Regions from separate parts of the Homo sapiens genome. Here region 1 is linked to region 2. A link is a loop called in an ENCODE intact Hi-C map of the cell type or tissue named here. Cell type or tissue: endothelial cell of umbilical vein. All regions are shown on one strand. Each heading gives the region's core, and the rest is flanking DNA. Links, peaks and the distances in the headings are about the cores only.

Region 1 (10,897 bases), core at 3,012-5,511, 1.7 Mb before region 2:
TTAAATTCAAGTTGTTCCAAATGGAAACTCATCTCCTTTTCCCAAACTTGTTTCTTCTCTTAATGTTACCAGAAGTTAGTCCCACAGTGACTTATGTCCCTCACCTTGGGGTCACCCTTGTCTCTGCCTTCTCCCACATACCTAGGTCCAATTATTAATGATCAACTCAGTACTCTCAGAACTTGGATGAGTTCTTAGAGTAAACCACACTGTCTCTTCTGCCTGAGTATTCTCCATTAGTTTGGCAAAACTGGAAGAAAAGCATCTATGAAAACTAAGGTGAAACACATGGAAAGGTTGCTTGGAACCCACATGAGCTATAGATTTTATTAGTATTATTATTATTTTAAATTGCAGAAAACCCAACTTGAACTGCCTTAAACAATGAAAACACTTCATTGGTGAGTTGAAAAGAAGGTGAGGGCAATCTTCAGGTGAGGGTTGATCCAGGGCTCCAATGATGTGGCCAAGATTCAGTTTCTTTCTTCATTCCTTCCTCTTCTTCCTTGATGTATACTCCATTTTCTAGCAGTTTCTCCCTCCAGGTCTCAAGAGGGCTCTAGCTGCTTCTGTGGCTACATATGTCTTGCTTTAAGTCCAGAAGGGATGGGAGAGAATCTATTTCTCAGAAGTCTCAGTGGAAATCTCATTGACTCTGGTTAGATATGTGTCCATGCCAGAACCAATCACTATGGCCAGGAAATGATTCATTTAGAATGGGCCAAGGCAATGAAGGTTCACCCTGGGCTTGAAAGTGAGGCCAAGATCACTCAAGTCATCATAAGGAGTAATTGTCCAAAGGAAGTTCAGGTTGTTGCAGCTGCTGGGAATCTGAATGCCCAGGAAGCAGGAAATAAATTTCTCTCATAGGCCCTGATCAAAGAATGCCAGGAACAGCATGATACAGTTTTAGACTGAAGGATGGTGGCAGGAAGCCAGTGGAATCTTTGGGTAGAAGTATGGCAAACTTGAAAATTGCTAAGAGAGTAGATTTTAAGTGTTTGTATTGCAAAAAAAAAAAAAAAAAGAAATGTTAAGTATGTGAAGGTAATGCATATTTAATTAGCTTGATTTAGCCATTTCACAATATCTATACATATATCAAAACAGCATGTTGGACACCATCAATATATATAATTTTTATTTGTCAATTAAAAAGAAGAATGAAAAAGATTATTCTCTCCTGATTTTTGGATGGAATAACGATGAAAGGAAAGAGATTTTAGAAGCAGGTGGGATGCTAATGAGAATATGTCAGTCCTTCGAATAAAAGCTTGGGAGGACTTAAGCCATTTCTGTGGCACGGAGAATAGAAAATTGCGATTTAAATAAACCCCATCAAATAGATTACTGTCCATTATCAGTGCGATAAAACCTTTTGAGAATTTGTCAAGGAGTATCTACATATTTGAAATAAACAACTTGCTCATTGATAATCTGCATTTTACTTATGGACTTTAGGATAAATGAAGCCATGATTCATACAGTCTCTACAAGGAAATTGAAAAGGAAAACCTTCCCCAAGAGGAAGATGATGTCAGAAACATGATACTCAACTACCTTATCGCTGAGTTGTCCTAGGGAATAGCAACTTCGTTGTCTAGATGTTATAATTTCTCCTCGATTTACTTTAATTAATGAGGCAAGTATAGACATGCTTGTCCAAATAAAGATTTAAAATTGGAGGGACTCAGAACACCAGAGTATTAGAGCTAACAGGGACCCGCCAGTGTGATTTATCTTATAGATGAGAAAACAGGTTGGGGAAGGAAAAGAGACTTAGCTGGCAGCCACCCAGAGAATCAGTGGCTCAGCTAGTGCTATTCTAACAACTTATCCTAGCTTTGTGCCTCCCTGAGGACTAGGACCTTTGCTTTTATTCCAATTTCAGAGGCAATTTTAGGGGAACTCCCTGAAAAGTGTAAACTGAAAAAGATGCCTGGGAGCCTGGGAGTTTCCTATGTAGTGCTCTAGGTGGGAAACCTTTGCTCACATAAAGATGACTGTCTTTATCAAAGGTGGCCACTAGATGGCAGAAAAAACCCATGTACCTGATATGGAAGCATATGTTCCAAAGATTTTGAGACTTGAGTATTTCTGAGACCAGCTCATCTGCCTGGTGAATATAGAAAATTAGGGATCATTGTGATATCAGTCCACCCCCATGTAAATCCCCCAAATCTGTACCTCTCTCCAGAGTCCTGTGGTTAATCTCATCCTTCTCGTCATTAAAACCCATAAAGGAAACAATTTACTTTGAAAACTATTTTATAAAAAGCTTGAATGACTATTAAGTAGCATTTTATGGTTTCTACTAGGATTTTCTGCATAACAATAGAAATTATTTGACAACTCAAAGTGTGAATGAATCTCTGGTGGCCAGAGTGGTGTATGAAATAATTTTGGATAAGGGAGAATTCATCTGCCTCTGAAATCAAGTCAATGGGGAAAGCCAGGTACTTCCAGTAATAAAAAGAGCTGATATTTACTCAGCACTTTACCATGTGCCAGGCACTGTGCTAAGCACTTTATAGAATAAATTTATTTAATCATCACAATAATTATATGATGCAATGCTCAGTAAATCTGTTTTACAGAAAAGTACACAGATCTCCACAGAGTTCACGTAACTTGCTCAAGGTCATATGGTTAGAAAAATGCTCGTGGCTATTTTCTTTTTATTTATTTATACTACATGGAATTAAAAATATGGTGCTTTGTGTTAGTATAATAAGGGTTTTATGAATTCAGATGAAAAGTAATTGCTCTCTTGACCCTGTGACACGTGTGCTAAAAACCTTCTCATTATTAGACCATTAGAAAGAGTAGATATGGTAAAAAATTTTAGCTGTGTTACAGTAACTGTGACCATAAATTAATGCTTAAGGAAACACTGTGACGATAGCTAGGACGATGTCAGCAGAATATTCTAAACCAGCACTATCCTGCTAGCTCCAGATCACGTGACCCTCTGTAGTGCCATGGGGTGGCTAAACCCATGTCCTAGGGGCTTCAAGGGATCCAAGGCTATCCTCCACCCCCTCCACAGGCAAAACATCACCCACATTCTTCCAATCTGATGTCTTTTTCTGCTGGCATAACTTGATGTTCAAGAGCTTCCTGCAGCAGCTCAGCATCCCTGGGGAGGAATGAGCTTTGTCAGTGCTGGGATGTCTGTGTCAGGGTCCTGTGCCCAGAGAACAGCCTCCCCACTCACTGGCCCATCTCCTAAAACCCACTATGGTGGTCAGGATTCTTGGTTGAAAGTAGGAGAAACCAATCCCAGTCATCTCGTTGAAAAAGTGGCTATGAAATCAGTTAAAGTTAAGTCATGGCGGGCATGATGGAAAATGGCTGAACTCCAGGAAAAATGGAAGCAGAAACTGGAAAGAAAGATTCTGAAAACTCTTTTTCTCTGACACCCAACCCCTGCCTATACTTCTCTCCATGCATCATTATTCTTGTTTCTTTGCCCACAACTTTTCCTGCTTCTTAGTAAAATTCCTGGCCATCCACAGCTCTAAAAATTCCCAGCCATCCACAGCTCTAAAAATTCCCATTAGGTATTCTGCCACACAAGAAAATCTGACTTGGCCCCCATTCCAGGTTCCTCAGGAAAATATATTGCTAGGCTTAGTTCTGGGGCAATGTTATGCAAAGACCTTAATTTTTCTTTATCTCAGGCCATGCATGATTTAGAAGTTTTTTGTTTTGTTTTTCTGTTGTAATGGGGCTGTTCTTGCTTTCTTTAGATAAGGCTGTATCAGCTCTTTATAACCTGCTAATTTCAAGGGACTTAATACGTTGGCTGTAATTCACATTTTCAAAATTGGGAAAAGCTGTGTCTTTTGAGATAGAAGTGTTCTTTTTCTTTTAATTCCTGTTTTGCTTTATTTTTTTTCCTCCCCAAATATTGGCATACTATTTTTTCAGGTGTCACATAGCTCTTTGACAACAGAGATTACTCAGTTTTTTTTAAATGAACATTATCTCCAGCTTCTCAGCTGCGAGAAGTTTTTTAGTTTTGCAATTTTTAGGGGTGCTGAGAGCCTCCTACCCGATGTGCCCTCAGTCTGAATCACTGATGCTCTCCTGGGTACTAGGGATTCTTGATTCTGTACTGCAGGGGGCGCTAGCACTCCTCCTTTCTCTAAGCCTGTGAGCAGGTAAATCTGCTGGTGAAACTGACAAGTGGTCACCATATATATTTGGCCTCAGCTACGTGTTTTTACTGCCCTTTCTTCCTTGTATGCCCACCCAAGCATGATGGGAGGTTGACCTGTGACACTTGTCTGGTGTCCTGGTAATTGATAAACGGAACCCAGAAGCAGGTATCAGAGACCAAACGACTAGGGTCAAACCCTAGACCCCTAGAGAAGTCTCCAAGTTCTCTGTGCTGCCTCAATCATCATCCAATTCTTATTTCCTGCCAAGCCTATATGAACAGAAGATTAGAAAGAAGGATCAGGGTGTGATGTGGCTCTTCCCACTGTGAAAAGCCCATACTTCAACCTTTTAGAGATTTTCCAGGACCATCTTTTATGATGGATGAGTGCTTCAGAAGGACAGATAGGCAATCTCTTTTGCTGGCTGGATGTGTCTGCTTATATAGGAAGCTTGAAGAGTGGGAAAGAGAATTTGACATAGGCAGGAGGAAGGAAGGAAGACAGAGTGCTGTGGCAACCTGGTAATTTTGGAGGGACAAGGTCGTGAGTGTCTCATGAATCAAAAAGAGTCTACTGAACAATTAGGTGGTCTTGAGTATTTTGCTGGTTTTGTCTTATAAATATCATTAATTATTATAAACTCCCTTTCCCATACCATAAACAAAAATCAATTCCAGATGGGTTGTAAATGGATTTTCCAGATGGGTTTCTCACTGTGAGAGAGAAAACAATCGCGATGCTAGACAGGATTTAGGAGAATATGTTCATAACTTTGTGGCTGGCAATAATTTCTTCAATGGGCCACACCCACATACAGTATGCGTTCAATGCTATACAGTGCAAGGTGTTTTACATAGTTTAATTTTCTACTTACACAGTCCTGTGAGGTAAGAACAACTCCTTACTTCTGAGTCTTGGAAAATTAAAATTCCATATTTGACATTTTTAGGGAAACTGAGAAGCCTAATGGGAGCCCTCTTCTAAGCTCCTGTCTCAACTCACAGTTGGCTGCAACAATATTTGTAGTTAAAATCAAGACTCTTTTCCAACAGAAGTAATAGATATACTCAGACTAAGAGGAAAAAATATAATATTCATTAAGCTCATATTATGTCAGGGATTGAGCTAGCTTATTTACAGACACTACCTGGCTCAATCTTTATAGCAATCCATGAGGGAAATATAATTATGCCTATTTTTATAACTGATGGAACTGATAGACAGGTTAAACCTCCTACCCAAGGTCACAAAGCCAGCTACCAGAGGAGCCAAAACTGAGATCCAGATAGTCATCTTCATTTATTCCCCATGAAACCAAAATGATGGAGATTATTTGGCTTACACCTTTTTCAGAGCACGTTATCTGCCATTGGTCTCCACTACAAGACAACCTCAGTTTTCTTTCCATTGAACTGCAGACCTTCCATGTTCTTCCCTTCCAACAGCCATCCAAAAAGGTTATTTTTCGATTATACTGAGAGATGACTGGGGCTAGACTTATTTAACTTTTGGAATTTTCTGCTGAGTGATTTTAAATGGTACGTCTGGCTACATGACTATAGGTATTCTGTGCTTGATATTCCAGAGTAGTGATCAGTGCTTCTTTTAGAAACAGATTTGAATTTTCAATTTTATCATAGAATTGGGACAAATAAGATATAGTACCATGGGGCATAAGTATAATACACATTTTGCTGTTTCAGGAAATATTTTTCTTTATTGTCCCTCTCCCCCAGAAAAGGTTCAGAGGCAGAGAAAATGCAACTGATGAAGATCATTTATTCTATTATTTGATTCAAGCCTTTGTATTTTTTTACCTTTCCTTATTCCCCTCCAAGATTATACAACACACACTTTTCTCTAAAATTTGTCATTCTGCCTCTCCCCTTCCCTCCTTCCCTCCCTTTCTCCCTTCTGCCTCTCTCTCTCTCTCTCTCTCTGTAAGCACCAAAGACTCAAGCCAAGAAGTACTTGGTAGACTGCACTCAAGCAGGAGCCCCTTCTTTGTCTTTCCCTGTTCCACTCCTTAGAGATGATTAGAAATATGTGTGAAACCTAATAAGTCAATCTGTAGCTACATTGGAGGACCAGAAAATTGTATGCGATCCCTAAAAGTCTGAAATCAGAAAGGATCATATTGAAGTGGTGATAGCAAAGCAAAATGCGTTCAGGAATATTAACGGGAGCTCAACTACAAAATACGGGTATCATCCACACTCTAAACCTAGAAATTAGGGAAGCTGGAGCCATCTGATGGGGGGAATTTTAGGGACTACATACACAGGAGCAATCAGAGTAGATGGTCCTTGTGCATCCCTCCCCTCCTCCCCTCCATTGTGTCTGTGTTTAAGTCAGAACAATACTGGAGGTAGAGACAGTTCAATGGCCCAGGTGGCCAACAATACCTTGGAGAATCAGAAACGGCCATGCTGAGAGGAAAAGTCACCTGAAACAGCCTCTACCTAATAGCCTGCTCCATTGTCACTGGAAACTGTGCAGGGCATACGTCCGTAAGTTACTTCTACGCTTTGCTTCCTTCAGGTGTCTACAGAAGCTGGGGCAGGAAGAGGAAAGTCGAAGGAGCTATCCTTGAAAGATGAGTTCACTATTAAGAATCACTAGAATACTTTAGTACTAATTCTAAAAAGAGAATCTACAAACTGAGTAAGAACGGAGTTTATAATGAGGCAAATGTTGGTAGAACAATCAGAATAAGACTTTTAGTATAATTAGTATCCTTAGAGGGTTAAGGGAGAGTATCACCATAAAATAGAAATAGAGGATACAAAACACGAGCAGAAATAGACTGCTCTGAAATAGATGCAATGAAAGAGCCAGGAAACCATCGCATTGCAGTCCAGAAAATAGTCACTCTGAAAGGAAACAATTCTTTTCCAGATAATTTTGGTTTTATTGAATTTCACTGGACTTTTAGGAAATGTGTGGACTTACCATAAGATTTACAAGACCTGCACTGTGTATCCCTATCCAATATTGCTGTCATTGATTATCTTATATCCTTGATAAAGAAGACACAGGATCCCATCCAATTGAGAGGCTATCCTGAGAGCTATGTGGTTTCCTAACTCTGTCTTTTATTTTATTATTATTACTATTATTATTATTTTTGAGGCAGAGTCTCACTCTGTTGCCCAGGCTGGAGTGCAGTGGCGCCATCTCGGCTCACTGCAACCTCTGCCTCCTGGGTTCAAGCAATTCTCCTGCCTCAGCCTCCCAAGCAGCTGGGACTACAGGTGCGTGCCACCACGCCTGGCTAATTTTTTTTGTATTTTTAGTAGAGACGGGGTTTCACCATGTTAGTCAGGATGATCTCAATCTCCTGACCTTGTGATCCACCCGCCTTGGCCTCCCAAAGCAAAGGGATTACAGGTGTGAGCCACCACGCCTGGCCCCTTACTCTGTCTTTTAATGAAACACAAAAGACACTATGTGCAATGGTGTGATTCATTAATATTAAGTGTCAACTTGACTGGATTCAAGGATTTAAAGTATTGTTTCTAGGTGCACCTGGGTGTTGCCAGAAGAGATTAACATTTGAGTCAGTGGACTGGGAGAGGAAGGCCCACCCTCAGGAAGACCCACTCTCTACGTAGGTGGGCACCATCCAATCAGCTCCCAGTGGGGCTAGAAAAACTGGGCAGAAGAAGGTGGAAGAAGCTGACTTGCTGAGTCTTCCAGCTGTCATCTTTCTCCAGTGCTGGATGCTTCCTGCCCTGGAACATCAGATGCCAAGTTCTGCAGCTTTTAGATCCTTGGACTTACACCAGTGGTTTGCAAGGGGTTTTCAGGCCTTCAGCCACAGACTGAAGGCTGCTCTGTTGACTTTCCTACTTTTGAGGTTTTGGGACTTGGACTGAGCCACTGCTGGCTTCCTTGCTCCTCAGCTTGCAGATGGCCTATCGTGGGACTTCACCTTGTGATCGTGTGAGTCAATTCTCCTTAATCAACTCCCTTTCATATATATATATATATATCCTATTAGCTCTGTCCCTCTAGAGAACCCTAATACAAACGGTAACTGAGACTCTGGAAAATTCCAAAGGAATACATGATGATTTTTTTCTCTCTCTTCATTGTAAAAGTTATATGTAGGCTGGGCACAGTGGCTCACGCTTGTATTCCCAGCACTTTGGGAGTCTGAGGCAGGCAGATCACGAGGTCAGAAGATCGAGGCCATCCTGGCTAACACGGTAAAACCCCATCTCTACTAAAAATACAAAAGATTAGCTGGGTGTTGCGGTGTGCACCTGTAGTCCCAGCTACTCGGGAGGCTGAGGCAGGCGAATCGCTTGAACCCGGGAGACAGAGTTTGCGGTAAGCTGAGATCATACCACTGCACTCCAGCCTGGGCAAACAGAACGAGACTCCATCCAAAAAAAAAAAAAAGTTATATGTAAAGGAGTAACAATATTTTTTAAATGTTTTATTTTGGTTTAGTTGGCCGCAATTTAAAACGTTTTTATTTCTTTCCATATATTTATAACACAATAACCTTAAAATCCTCAATAGATGGCTGAATAATATAATGGACATACTTGAGTAGTGAATTGGATCCAGCTCCTAGAAGGGAGGGGAAATGATACTTACAGGGTAACCCAGATACTGGGCCTTTTTCATTCCCAGAGGAAGCTTCCATCAAGATATGACAAGCAAGAAGTTTGGCCTTACTGACTGCTTTTGAATTGTCTGTCCTTTCAGGAGTGCAACCTTTCCCCAGTTTCTCTGGACCACATGGCCTCTTCTCTTCCCCCAAAGACTTTTTTGTTTGTTTGCTTTGTTTTTTTAAACAGAGTTCCACTTTTGTTGCCCAGGCTGGAGGGCAATGGCATGATCTCGGTTTACTGCAACCTCTGCCTCCTGGGTTCAAACAATTCTCCTGTCTCAGCCTCCTGAGTAACTGGGATTACAGGCACATGCCACCATGCCTGGCTAATTGTTATATTTTTAGACGTATTTTTAGTAGACACGGGGTTTCATCGTATTGGTCAGGCTGGTCTGAACTCCTGACCCCAAGTACCCACCTGCCTCAGCCTCCCAAAGTGCTAGGATTACAGGCGTGAGCCACCACACCTGGCCCCACCAAAGACTTCATATTTTTCTATTTTTTTTTTCCTCACCCGTGGCCTCAGGTCAAACCCCAAAGACTTCTTTGTTTGAGTCTTTCTTTGCAAATTTTCATACGTGTCCCTCAAAGCAGTATTTTAACTTCTGAGTCCTTCATCCTGTTAAGTAAGATTTATGGGAGGTCACTGCTTTGGACTGAAGTCCATCTCAACAGACAAGACTGAACCAGAATGGAGTCACTCATGCTAGGAGCCACAAAATCAAACAGAACCTAGAAAGTGCCCATTTTCCAAAAACCAGGAGATTCAGAGCAACCAAAGGGGCTCTGTCAACCTCAATCAGCATGATAAGAAAGTCCCCTCTGCTTGAACCCATTAAGGAAATTAACTTTGAAAATATCAATCCATTTTTTTTGTTTGTTTCTTGTTCTTTCTTTCTTCAGCCATTTCTGTCTATAAATCTCACCCCCCTCTGCTCAGTTCATTGGAGTGCCTTTTTATTTCAAAGATTCAATACCACCTGATTTATGAATTGGGAATGAAAGCCAATTAAATCTTTGAAAATGAATTTGTTAAAATTGTATTCTTTGACAGTCCCCACTAAGTCAGAGCCATCAAGACCAGAACACGTGGAGCTTTTCTTGAAGATCACTATAGCCTGTGATGCCAAAGCCCTATGGAGGGGCCAGGGGCAGCCACAGTACTCTAGGTCACCTGGCCTAGTAGGCATTCCCAGGATGGGGTATACTTTTTACACCCTAACCACAGAAAGCCTCAGGCTTCTTTTACTATTAGACTTTTGCAGCAAGCACCTGCACATCTATCAAGGGGGAATAGGAATTATCCAGAGAACAGTGTAATCTAAGATAATATTGGTGTCAATGAGCAAGGTATCATGAGCATTTTTTCATGTTCTATTTCATGTCTGCTGGATTAATATAAACTATATTATCCTTTAATATCTGTTCTTTTCCTCACCCCAGATAGGGCTCTTATCGGCCATTCTAGTGAGGTCTGCATTAAATTGTTTTGTTTCTTCACCCACCTTTGATGAGGAATAGATGGAACACTTTGCTCCATTACATAGGAATAGAGGGACAAAGGAACATTATATTAGTTTTCTATTGCTGTATAAGAAATAACCACAACTTAGCAGCTAGCAAAACAAAACAAAGTAAAACATTTATTATCTCATATTATTAGCTCAAAACTCTCGTGGGCTTACCTGACTTCTTTGCTCAAGCTATTGGCCAGCTGAGTTCACCTAGGGTTCAAGGTCCTCTTCAAGCTCTGTCGTTACAGGAATAGCAGAATTTATTTCCTTCTCAAATTTCCACGTGGCCCCTCCACCTTCAAGCCAGCAATCATGCATGTAGTTCTTCTCAAACTTCAAATCCCTCTTTTTCTGCCTCCGATCTCTGCTTTGAAGGGCTCATGTGATGACGCTGGACCCACCTAGAATGCTCCATGATGATCTCCCTATCTAAAGATACTATTCAGGTCAACTGATTGGTAACTTAATTACATCTGCAAAGTCTTTTGCCAAACAATGTTTCTTATGTTTGTCTTAACATTTTCTCATCATATTCACAACTTCTGAAGATTCGAGAAGGACATCTTTAGGGGGCCATTTGAAAAACTCCCCTT
Region 2 (10,897 bases), core at 3,473-5,972:
TTTGTATTTTTGTAGACACTGGGTTTCACCATATTGGCCAGGTTGGTCTCAAACTCCTGACCTCAAGTGATCTGCCCACCTCAGCCTCCCAAAGTGCTGAGATTACAGGCATGAGCCACTGTACCCAGTCTCCAGGGCCTTTTAAAGAATGTCACTAATCCCATTCTTGAGGTCTCCACCTTCATTATCTAATCACCTCCCAAAGGCTCCACATCCCAACACCATCATATTGTGGGTTAAGATTTCAACCACAAGCCAGGCGTGGTGGCTCATGCCTGTAATCCCAGCATTTTGGAAGGCTGAGGCAGGTGGATCACTTGAGGTCAGGAGTTTGAGACCAGCCTGGCCAACATGGTGAAACCCCATCTCTACTAAAAATAAAAAAAATTAGCCGGGTGTGGTGGTGCACACCTGTAATTCCAGCTACTCAGGAGGCTGAGGCAGGAGAATCCCTTGAATCCAGGAGGCGGACAGTGCAGTGAGCCGAGATAATGCCACTGCACTCCAGCCTGGATGACAGAGCAAGACTCCATCTCATGCCCAGCCAGCATGCCCAACAAGCTTCATTTGCCCCTGTTTAGGTCACAAATTTTATTGATGGCTGCAATTAATGGCCTCTTGGTATCCAAGTCCTTTGTTGTATGACCCATCCATTCTCCCCTGACTCCCAAGGTGTCAGGACATGCTTGACTGGCTCCTGAATTTGCTCTCTGCGCATGGGCAGTACAGTCAAGCCTCACAGTGAACCCAGGTCAGCTTTCAGGACAAAGAAAGTGGCCTGGCTGACTAGGCACAGTAAAGCCAGGGCTGGGTAGGTACATACTTGTGCTGATCACGTATGTCTTATATCTCTGTGAGAGTGCAGTCCCAACAGGAAGGTTTAATCACTGGGGACTGCCCAATGCTGTGACAGGGCACAGAGCTCTGGGTTGCTGTGGGGGTGACTGCATTGACCACTGTTAGTGGTTTGCTGTGTTGACACTCTGTGCTGTGTGACCATGGCTCCTGCCATCAAGAAGTAGAGTCTGTTTCTCCACCTCTGAATCCAGGCTGGTCCTGTGACTTGCTTTGTCCTGTAGACAAGTGTAGTGCAACTTCCTGTGAGCCAGTTTGAAGCATAGGCCTTGGAAGCAAAACTTTACCTCCACCTGTCTTAGGTTTTCAGCTGGGGCTCTGCTGTGATTTGATTGTGTCTCCCAAAGTTGGAACCTTGATCCCCAGTGTTGTGAGGTGAGGCTTGATGGAAAGTAAATTACGCCGTGCGGGTTATGCCCTTGTGAATGGGTAGAGAACATTATTTCTGGGCGCAGGCATGGTAGCTCATGTCTGTAATCCCAGCATTTTGGGAGGTTGAGGTGTGCGGATTACTTGAGGTCAGGAGTTTGAGACCAGCCTGGCCAACAAGGTAAAACACCATTTCTAGTTAAAATACAAAAATTAGCCAGGTGTGGTGGCACATGCCTGTAAGGCCAGCTACTTGGGAGGCTGAGACAGGAGAATCGCTTGAACCCAGGAGGCAGAGATTGCAGTGAGCTGAGATCGCACCACTGTACTCCAGCCTGGGCAACAAAGCGAGAGTCTGTCTTAAAAAAAACCACCATTATTTCAGGAGTGAGTTGGTTATCCTGAGAGTGGTGCCTTTTAAATGAAGGAGTTCATTCTTTGTCTTTCTCTCGCCCTCACTTTGCCCTTCTGCCATATGATGCCTTCCATCATGCTAGGACACAGCAAGAAGGCTCTCGCTAGATGCTGGCTCCTTGATCTTGGGCTTCCCAGCCTCCAGAACTGTAAGCCAATACACTTCTATTTATTATATATGACCCTTGCTGGGTTCAGTGGCTCACGCCTGTAATCCCAATACTTTGCAAGGCTGAGGCAGGAGGATCACTTGAGACCAGGCACTCAAGACCAGCCTGGGCAACATAGTGAGACCCCATCTCTACAAAGTTAAAAAAAAATTAGCAGGGCATGGTGTCGTGCACCTGTAGTCCTAGCTACTTGGGAGGCTGAGTTGGGAGGACTGCTTGACCCTGGGAGGTTGAGGCTACATTGAACCATGATCATGCCAGTGCACTCCAGCCTGAGTGACAGAGCAAGACACCTATCTCTAAATAAATGACCCCATCTGTGGTATTGTTATAGCAAAACAAAACAGATTAAGAGAGACTTTTTAATGAAAAGACAGATTCACAAAGAAAAACAATGTTTTTGTTTCTGTTTTTTTGAGGCAGAGTCTTGCTCTTGTCCCCCAGGCTGGAGTGCAGTGGCGCCATCTTGGCTCACTGCAACCTCCGCCTCCCAGTTTCAAGCGATTCTCCTGCCTCAGCCTCCCGAGTAGCTGGGATTACAGATGTACACCACCACGCCCGGCTAATTTTTTTTGTATTTTTAGTAGAGATGGGGTTTCACCATGTCGATCAGGCTGGGCTGGAACTCCTGACCTCAGGTGATCCACCTGCCTTGGCCTCCCAATGTGCTAGGATTACAGGCATGAGCCACTGTACCTGGCGAAAAACAGTTTGTTAACACAGGCAGCCAACATCACTCAGGATAAGCCTCAATGAAAAGTAACAAAGTGATGGCTTGGAACACTGTCTTACACAGCATTTTTAAAAAATACAATAAATTTGTAGAGATAGGATGACCAAGGACAACAGTTTTAGGCTTCCAAAGGTGGTAAACTATGGGATGGTAAATATCCGAGAGGAAGCTGATGCAACAGGATTTGTCTGCAGCAGCCTCTGGTACCACCTCTGAGTCAAGGGTTGTGTCCAGTGATGGAGAGTTTATATCGTGCCTTTAGGCAGAAAAGGGGAGGGAAACCTGAACTTTTCCTGCACTTTCTGCTTCTTAATTGCCTTCAGCTGAAAATCATTTTTTATGTGAAAAAGGCATAGTCTGAGCTGACGCCTCTGCTTTCCTCCACCTGAAGAGAACCTGCGTGCTGCTCCTTTGCTTCGGACCTCCGCCTCTGCCCGGGAGAAAGCCCAGGCCAGCCTGCTGGACAAGCAGAGACCATGAGAAGGAGAGTTCAGGGGTCCCAAACCAGGCCATCCTAGACCAGCCAGCTCCAGCTGATCCGCACGCAGCCACTTCGGCTACCTTCTACTGGCCAAAGGGAGTCCCAGGGCTCACCCAGATTCAGAGGTGGGGAAACTGAGTCCACCACTTGAGAAGAGTAGCTATAAAGACATATGAGCGAGGCCAGCTGAGCCCAGCACTGCGGCCAAGTCGAAGACTTTAGGAGCAATAAAAGTGCTTATTGTGTTTCAGTCATTTGAGTGTTGTGGTGGTTTGTTACGTAGCATTGCCTAACCGATACACTTGAGAACGGAGGGCTCCTGGCACCTGCAGCTTCCAATTTCCACCAGGGTCCAGGCTCCCTCCCTGCTGGTAGGGCTGTAATTAGTGTCTCCCCTTACCTGTAGGCCCTGTGATGCAGCTAGAAGTGTCTAGGCCCAGCAGTCACCCACAATTAGGGGCAGGCACGCTTGCTGCCTCTGCTCTGGCTGTGGGAGCTCAGAAGGGGCAATCAAAGCACTAGATGGGCTGATGGGTGCATAGAAACAGTGTTGCCTGGAATAGGTCAGAGAACCCACCTATCAAGAGGCTGTTGGGGAATCAATGGTGGGCCTTATTTTTGTTATTTTGCATCAAGAAGATATATTATCCACATCAACACTGTATCAACTCCTCATGGCCACCACAGACCCTGTGTCCCCTAGCTTTGTCTTTGATGTGCCTTTGTCACCCACTCCTACAGACTGCGCCCCACCACTGCCACAACTGCCCCATCACCTCTACAGGGTTAAATCAATGGTTTTAATTTTTGCCTACCTGATGGGTGAAAAATGTTACTTGATGTTTCAGTCTGCACTTCTTTAATTCCTGGGGCAGCTGAACATCTTTTCATGCTTATGACTCAACTGTATTCCTTTTTCATTGTTCAAGGCTGTGCCCATGTTGCTGTTGACTTACCACAGCCTCTTTTGAATATGCTTTGTTATTTTTGTTGTGCAAATGGTTTCTCCTAGCTTGTCATCTGTTTTTTGTTGTTGTTGTTTTGTTAACTTACTTTATGGCATTTTCCCCTCAGGCTTCTTAAAAAAAAAGAAGCTTCATTGAGCTATAATTGATATACAACATCTGCACATAAAGTGTAAAGTTTGATTAAACATTTGTATATACCTGTGAAATCAAATCACCACCTCATCACAATCAAATTTCAAAAAGTTTCACCTAGTTTATCATATTGTTGAATGTGAATCCTTTCCTTATGGCCAGTGGATTTTATGTCTTGTTGAAACGACTTTGTCCTGCTACAGTGATAAAAATGGTCTTCACGCTTGCTTCCAGTACTTTAGTAGTCTAGTGTTTTACGCTTGGATCTAAATTGCATGCAATATTCCTGATCGGTGCGAGTCATCAGTTCTCCCAGCGCCCTCTACTGAATGATCTCACTCATCACACACTGAAACCACCATGGGCTGGAATCTGTCCCTCACCCACAGGCCCACTCCACACCAGTGGATCAGGCGAGCAATTTCTTTAGGTCGAGTGACCCCTATGCTGAGGTCCAGTGGGTTATCCCGACTACCTTCACAAGTTAATGGATTTAGATTTAAGCACCACCTGCCCCCAGCAGATTCTCTTACAATTTAAATATCCTCTCACAGTGCAAATCCTTATTCTGTGAATGACTCTATTCAGACCATGTTCCTTAAGAACCAGAGCTAGGCTGGGTGCAGCTGTAATGCTAGCAATTTGGGAGGCCAAGGTGGGCAGATTGCGTGAGCTCAGGAGTTCGAGACCAGCCTGGGCAACTTGGCGAAACCCTGTCCCTACTAAAAAAAATACAAAAACGTAGCCAAGCGTGGTGGTATGTGCCTGAAATTCCAGCTACTTGGGAGGCTGAGGCATGAGAATTGCTTGAACCCAGGAGGTAGAGGTTGCAGTGAGCCAAGATCGCCCCACTGCACTCCAGCCTGGGTAATAGAGCGAGACTCTGTCTCAAACAAACAAAAAACGAAAGAACCAGAGCTAAAGTCTTGATGAAATGGAAAGGATTGGCCTACTATCCATTTTTCCAAGATGGCAATTCATTCCAGCCAATCGAGCATTTTCTCCTTTGGGAGTAAGACCAGAAAACCTGGCCTGTCCTGCAAGTCTTGTGTTATTCTGCTCCCAGTCCTCAAGAACTCCACTCATTCATTCAACACACATTATGGGTTGAGCACCAACCAGGCACTGGGCTATTATAGGAGCTGGAGATACAGCAGGACCAAAAACAGACAAAAAGCAAAAACCCCTGCCCTAGGCTGGGTGCAGTGGTTCACACCTCTAATCTCAGCCCTTAGTGAGGCCGAGGCAGGTGGATCACCTGAGGTCAGGAGTTCAAGACCAGCCTGACCCATATGGTGAAACCCAGTCTCTACTAAAAATATAAAAATTAGCTGGGCATCGTGGCATGCACCTGTAGTCCCAGCTACTCAGGAGGCTGAGGCAGGAGAATTGCTTGAACCCGGGAGGCGGAGGTTGAATTGAGCCGAGATGGCGCCAAAGGACTCCAACCTGGGCGACAGAGCGAGACTCCATCTCAAAAACAAACAAAACAAAACAAAACAAAACAAAAACCAGCCAGGCGCAGTGGCTCACGCCTGTAATCCCAGCACTTTGGGAGGCCGAGGCAGGCAGATCATGAGGTCAGGAGTTCGAGACCAGCCTGGCCAACATGGTGAAACCCCATCTCTACTAAAAATACAAAAATTAGCCAGGCGTGGTGGTGGTGGTGCACGCTTGTAATCCCAGCTAATCAGGAGGCTGAGGCAGGAGAATCGCTTAAACCTGGGAGGCGGAGGTTGCAGTGAGCTGAGATCGCGCCACTGCACTCCAGCCTGGGCGATAGAGTGTGACTCTCTCAAACAACAACAACAACAACCCTGCCCTTCAGGAACTTGCATTCTGATGGTGGGGAGATAGCTGATGAATAAGCTTAATAAATGGCTACATTATTTAGCATATTAGAAAGTGCCAAGGATTAAAGTAGAGAAGGATCGGGGGATGAGGAATATATGTGTGTAGAGGTGTGAGTTGTAATTTTTAATGGGGTGATCAGGGTAGGTCTCAGTGAGAAAGCGACATTTGAGGAAAGTCTTACAGGAGGTGAGGGAGTATGTTAAGGGCAATCATGGGTAGCCTGTCTGGGAGCAGGAAAGAGCTAACACAAAAGCCCTAAGGAGGGGAGGCATCTGGCTTGTTGAAAGAGCAGCAAGGGGCCAGGGGGTCTGGTGTGCTGGACCGCCTCCTTGGCTTCCTTAGACAGGGCCCAGGAAACCTCCATTTTCTGAGTCCTGCAAGGCTAAATGTCTTTTTTTAACCTGTCAATTCATAAATGAACTAAAGATCGAATTCTAAATTCAAAATAATGTTTCCTAATGTAATACATAATTGATTATGTAACCCTACAATAATTGATTTCTTCCACTTTTTTTTTTTTTTTTTTTTGAGACGGAGTCTCGCTCTGTTGCCCAGGCTGGAGTGCAGTGGCGCGATCTCTGCTCACTGCAAGCTCCACCTCCCGGGTTCACGCCATTCTCCTGCCTCAGCCTCTCCGGTAGCTGGGATTACAGGCGCCCACCACCACGCCCAGCTGATTTTTTTTTTTTTTTTTTTTTTTTGAGACAGAGTCTCATTTTGTTGCCCAGACTGGAGTGCAATGGCACGATCTCGGCTCCTGCAACCTCTGCCTCCCGGGTTCAAGTAATTCTCCTGTCTCAGCCTCCCAAGTAGCTGGGATTACAGGCGCATGCCACCAGGCCCGGCTAATTTTTGTATTTTTAGTAGAGATGGGGTTTCACCATGTTGGTCAGGCTGTTCTGGAACTCCTGACCTCGTGATCTGCCTGCCTCGGCCTCCCAAAGTGCTGGGATTACAGGTGTGACCTACCACACCTGGCCCTTTTTCTTTTTTTTTTTTTTTTTTTGAGACAGAGTCTTGCTCTGTCGCCCAGGTTGGAGTGCAATGGTGCGATCTCGGCTCACCGCAACCTCCACCTCCCAGGTTCAAGCAATTCTCCTGCCTCAGCCTCCTGAGTAGCTGGGATTACAGGCACATGCCACCATGCCCGGCTAATTTTTGTATTTTTAGTAAAGACGGGGTTTCACCATGTTGGTCAGGTTGGTCTCAAACTCCTGACCTCGTGATCCACCCGCCGCAGCCTCCCAAAGTGCTGGGATTACAGGCATGAGCCACCACGCCCAGCGGTTTCTTCCACTTCTAATAGACTCTGCTAGTCTGGGAAATGTACCAAAAAGACAGCATGGTTAAAAGGTCAGTATTTCCTGACCCTTTTTATACTTCCTATTTTTATTTTAGATAGGTTTCTTGGTTGATGCAAAACGCCAATTGTAGTGGTAGGGAACTGGCAGGAGGAAGCTTCCTAAACGGAGGTTTCAAGAGAGACTTCTGTTTCTTTTTTTTTTTTTTTTTTTTTTTGAGACGGAGTCTCGCTCTGTCGCCCAGGATTGAGTGCAGTGGCGCAATCTCAGCTCACTGCAAGCTCCACCTCCTGGGTTCACACCATTCTCCTGCCTCAGCCTCCCGAGTAGTTGAGACTACAGGCACCTGCCACCACGCCCGGCTAATTTTTTTGTATTTTCAGTAGAGACGGGGTTTCACCGTGTTAGCCAGGGATGGTCTCGATCTCCTGACCTCGTGATCCGCCCGTCTCTGCCTCCCAAAGTGCTGGGATTACAGGTGTGAGCCACCACGCCCGGCCTTTTTTCTTTTTGAGATGGAGTCTGGCTTTGTTGCCCACGCTGGAGTGCAGTGGCTCCCGGGTTCAAGCAATGCTCTTACCTCAGCCTCCTGAGTAACTGGGACTACAGTCACACACCACCATTCCCAGTTAATTTTTTCTATTTTAGTAGAGATGGGGTTTCACCATGTTGCTCAGGTTGGTCTGGAACTCCTGAGCTCAGACAATTTGCCTGCTTCAGCCTCCCAAAGTGCCAGAATTACAGGTGTGAGCCACCGCGCCCGGCTCAGGAGAAAATTCTAATAAACAGTCTTGCTAATGTTCTTGAATTAAGAGGAAAATATGGGTTGGGTGTGGTGGCTTATGCCTGTAATCCCAGCACTTTGGGAGGTCGAGGTGGGTGGATCACGAAGTCAGGGGTTCGAGACCAGCCTGGCCAAGATGGCAAAACCCTGTCTCTACTAAAAATACAAAAATTAGCAGAGCATGGTGGTGGGCACCTGTAATCCCAGCTACTCAGGAGGCTGAGGCAGGAGAATTGCTTGAACCTGGGAGGCGGAGGTTGCAATGAACTGAGATCGTGCCATTGATCTCCAGCCTGGGTGACTGAGCAAGATTCTGTCTCAAACAAACAAACAAACAAACAAAAATGGAAAATATGTATTTTGCACACAATACTTTTGAGTGTAAAATAGGTTAATGACCGGGTGCAGTGGCTTACATCTGTAATCCCAGAACTTTGGGAGGCCAAGGCGGGAGGATTGCTTGAGCCCACAAGTTTGAGACCAGCCTGGGCAACATAGTGAGACCCTGTCTCTTAAAAAAATTTAAAAACAAAAAAGCTTTAAAAAAAATCATTTTCTCTGCAAATACTGAAGGTGTTGGTACATTGTCATCCAGCCTTCTTCTTCATTTGGCTACTGAACCATTTGATTCTCATTTCTTTGTAGGTGACCTATAGATTCCCTCTGTTTTAGGAATTTCTTTTTTATTTCTTTCTTTTTTTTTGAGATGGAGTTTTGCCCTTGTTGCCCAGGCTGAAGTGCAATGGCAAGATCTCGGCTCACTGCAACCTCTTCCTCCCAGGTTCAAGTGATTCCCCCGCCTCAGCCTCTTGAGTAGCTGGGATTACAGGCACCCGCCACCACGCTCGGCTAATTTTTGTATTTTTAGTAGAGACAGTCTTCACCATGTTGGCCAGGTTGGCCTCCAACTCCTGACCTGGTGATCCACCCACCTTGGCCTCCCAAAGTGTTGGGATTTCAGGCGTGAGCCACTGTGCTTGGTAGAATTTCTTATTTCTATCTTTTTCTTCTTGTTCTATTTATTTTTCTTTTCCTTTCTTTATTATGATTAATTTGGTGGAGCAACACCATTTATTTCCAGGGCCAGCATTGGATATAGCACAATTATGGAAAAAGGCTGTCAGCCACTGTCACAAAAAAATCCTACAGAATCTGAAATGCCAACAAGAAGTCTAGCTGCGCCAGAAAATACCTGTGAATCACAGGTTTTTCCATTTCAACTTATATGACAAAAAGTTTCAGCTTTAATTATTTACTAAATTCCTGAGCCATCTTTAAATTCTTGTGGGGTTTTTTGTTTGTTTATTTGTGTGTTTGTTTTTTGAGACAGGGCCTTCTTCTGTTGCCCAGGCTGGAGTACAATGGAGCAATGATAGCTCACTGCAGCCTTGACCTCTGGGGCTCAAGGGATCCTCCCACCTCAGCCTCTGGAGTTAGCTGGGACTATAGGTGTGTGCCACTACACCCGACTAATTTTTGAATTTTTAGTAGAGACAAGGTTTACCTATGTTGCCCAGGCTGGTCTCAAACTCCTGGGCTCAAGCAATCCTGCAGCCTTGGCCTCCCAAAAGTGTTGGGTTTACAGGCATGAGCCACCTTGCTTGGCAGATCGGTGAATTGGTCACTTTTTAAAAAGATTTTAAAAGGTATGATTTATGTAGCATAAAATTCATTTATTTTAACTGTACAATTCAATGATTTTTAAAGAAGTTTTCAGGCTGGGCACGGTGGCTCACGCCTGTAATCCCAGCACTTTGGGAGGCCAAGGTAGATGGATCACCTGACGTCAGGAGTTTGAGACAAACCTGACCAATATGGTGAAATTCCATCTCTGCTAAAAATACAAAAATTACCTGGGCATGGTGGCACGGAGCTATAATCCCAGCTACTTGGGAGGCTGAGGCAGGAGAATTGCTTGAACCCGGGAGGCGAAGGTTGCAGTGAGCCGAGATTGCGCCACTACACTCCACTCCACTCCAGCCTGGACGACAGAAAAAGACTGCGTCTCAAAAAAAAAAAAAAAAAAAAAAAAAAAAAAAAAAAATTTACCAGTCAGGTGCAGTGGCTCACGCCTGTAATCCCAGCACTTTGGGAGGCCAAGGCAGGTGGATCGCTTGAGGTCAGGAACGAGACCAACATGGATAACATGGCAAAACCCTATCTCTACTCAAAATACAAAAATTAGCTGGGCCTGGTGGCACGCGCCTGGAATCCCAGCTACTGGGGAGGCTGAGGCAGGAGAATCGCTTGAACCAGGGAGGCGGAGGTTGCGGTGAGCTGAGATTTCGCCACTGCACTCCAGCCTGGGCAACAAAGTGAGACTCTGTCTCAAAACAAACCAACCAACCAAACAAAAACATTATTATTCGTCACAAGCCTCTTCATCACCTGGAACCTTGTGGACATTACTTATCCTTGGTAACTTCCCTTCCAGAACACTATTGTTAATGGCTGCTATGGTCTGAACGTGTTCCCCCAAATTCATGTCCTGAAACTTCGTGGGAATGCGATAGTACTGAGAGGAGGGGCCTTTAGGAGACGATTAAGTCAGAAGAGTGGAGCCCCCGTTATGGGATTAGGACCCTTATAAAAGGGATTTGGAGAGTGGGCTCCCTTTGTTACCGTGTGAGGACGCCCGGGCGGTGCTATCAGTGAGGAACGGGCCGTCCTTAGACATGGAACCTGCTGCGACCTTGATCTTGGACCTCCCAGCTTCCAGAACTGTGAGAAAATAAATTTCTGTTCTTAATAAATTGCCCACTCTCAGGTACTTTGTTACAGCAGTGCAAACAAACTGAACATTAGCTTATTCCTTTTTACGATTTCTCTGCCTTCA

The links. A loop is a pair of places that touch in the nucleus more often than their neighbours do. Peaks named below come from ENCODE experiments on the same cell type or tissue, not always from the same donor. Only the 100,000 strongest peaks of a DNase experiment are listed, where the experiment ranks them.
Region 1: it touches region 2 in a loop (7-fold over the local background); 2 of 110 quality-filtered maps call a loop at or near these places.

Annotation. Positions count from the first base shown.
Region 1 is chr16:77,163,072-77,173,968 of GRCh38, reverse strand. No RefSeq gene overlaps it. Among named protein-coding and RNA genes, the nearest start is that of MON1B, 23 kb to the left of the region's middle. In endothelial cell of umbilical vein, for the core only: a CTCF peak has its summit at 4,128 (motif pointing right); no DNase peak of the experiment used is centred there; H3K27me3 peaks cover 242 bases.
Region 2 is chr16:75,465,503-75,476,399 of GRCh38, reverse strand. CHST6 (carbohydrate sulfotransferase 6) reads left to right here. Exons shown (of 3, transcript NM_021615.5): 3 at 1-4,348. Among named protein-coding and RNA genes, the nearest start is that of TMEM170A, 6.3 kb to the right of the region's middle. RefSeq lists an enhancer at 4,109-4,751. In endothelial cell of umbilical vein, for the core only: a CTCF peak has its summit at 4,453 (motif pointing left); a DNase peak (open chromatin) is centred at 4,429.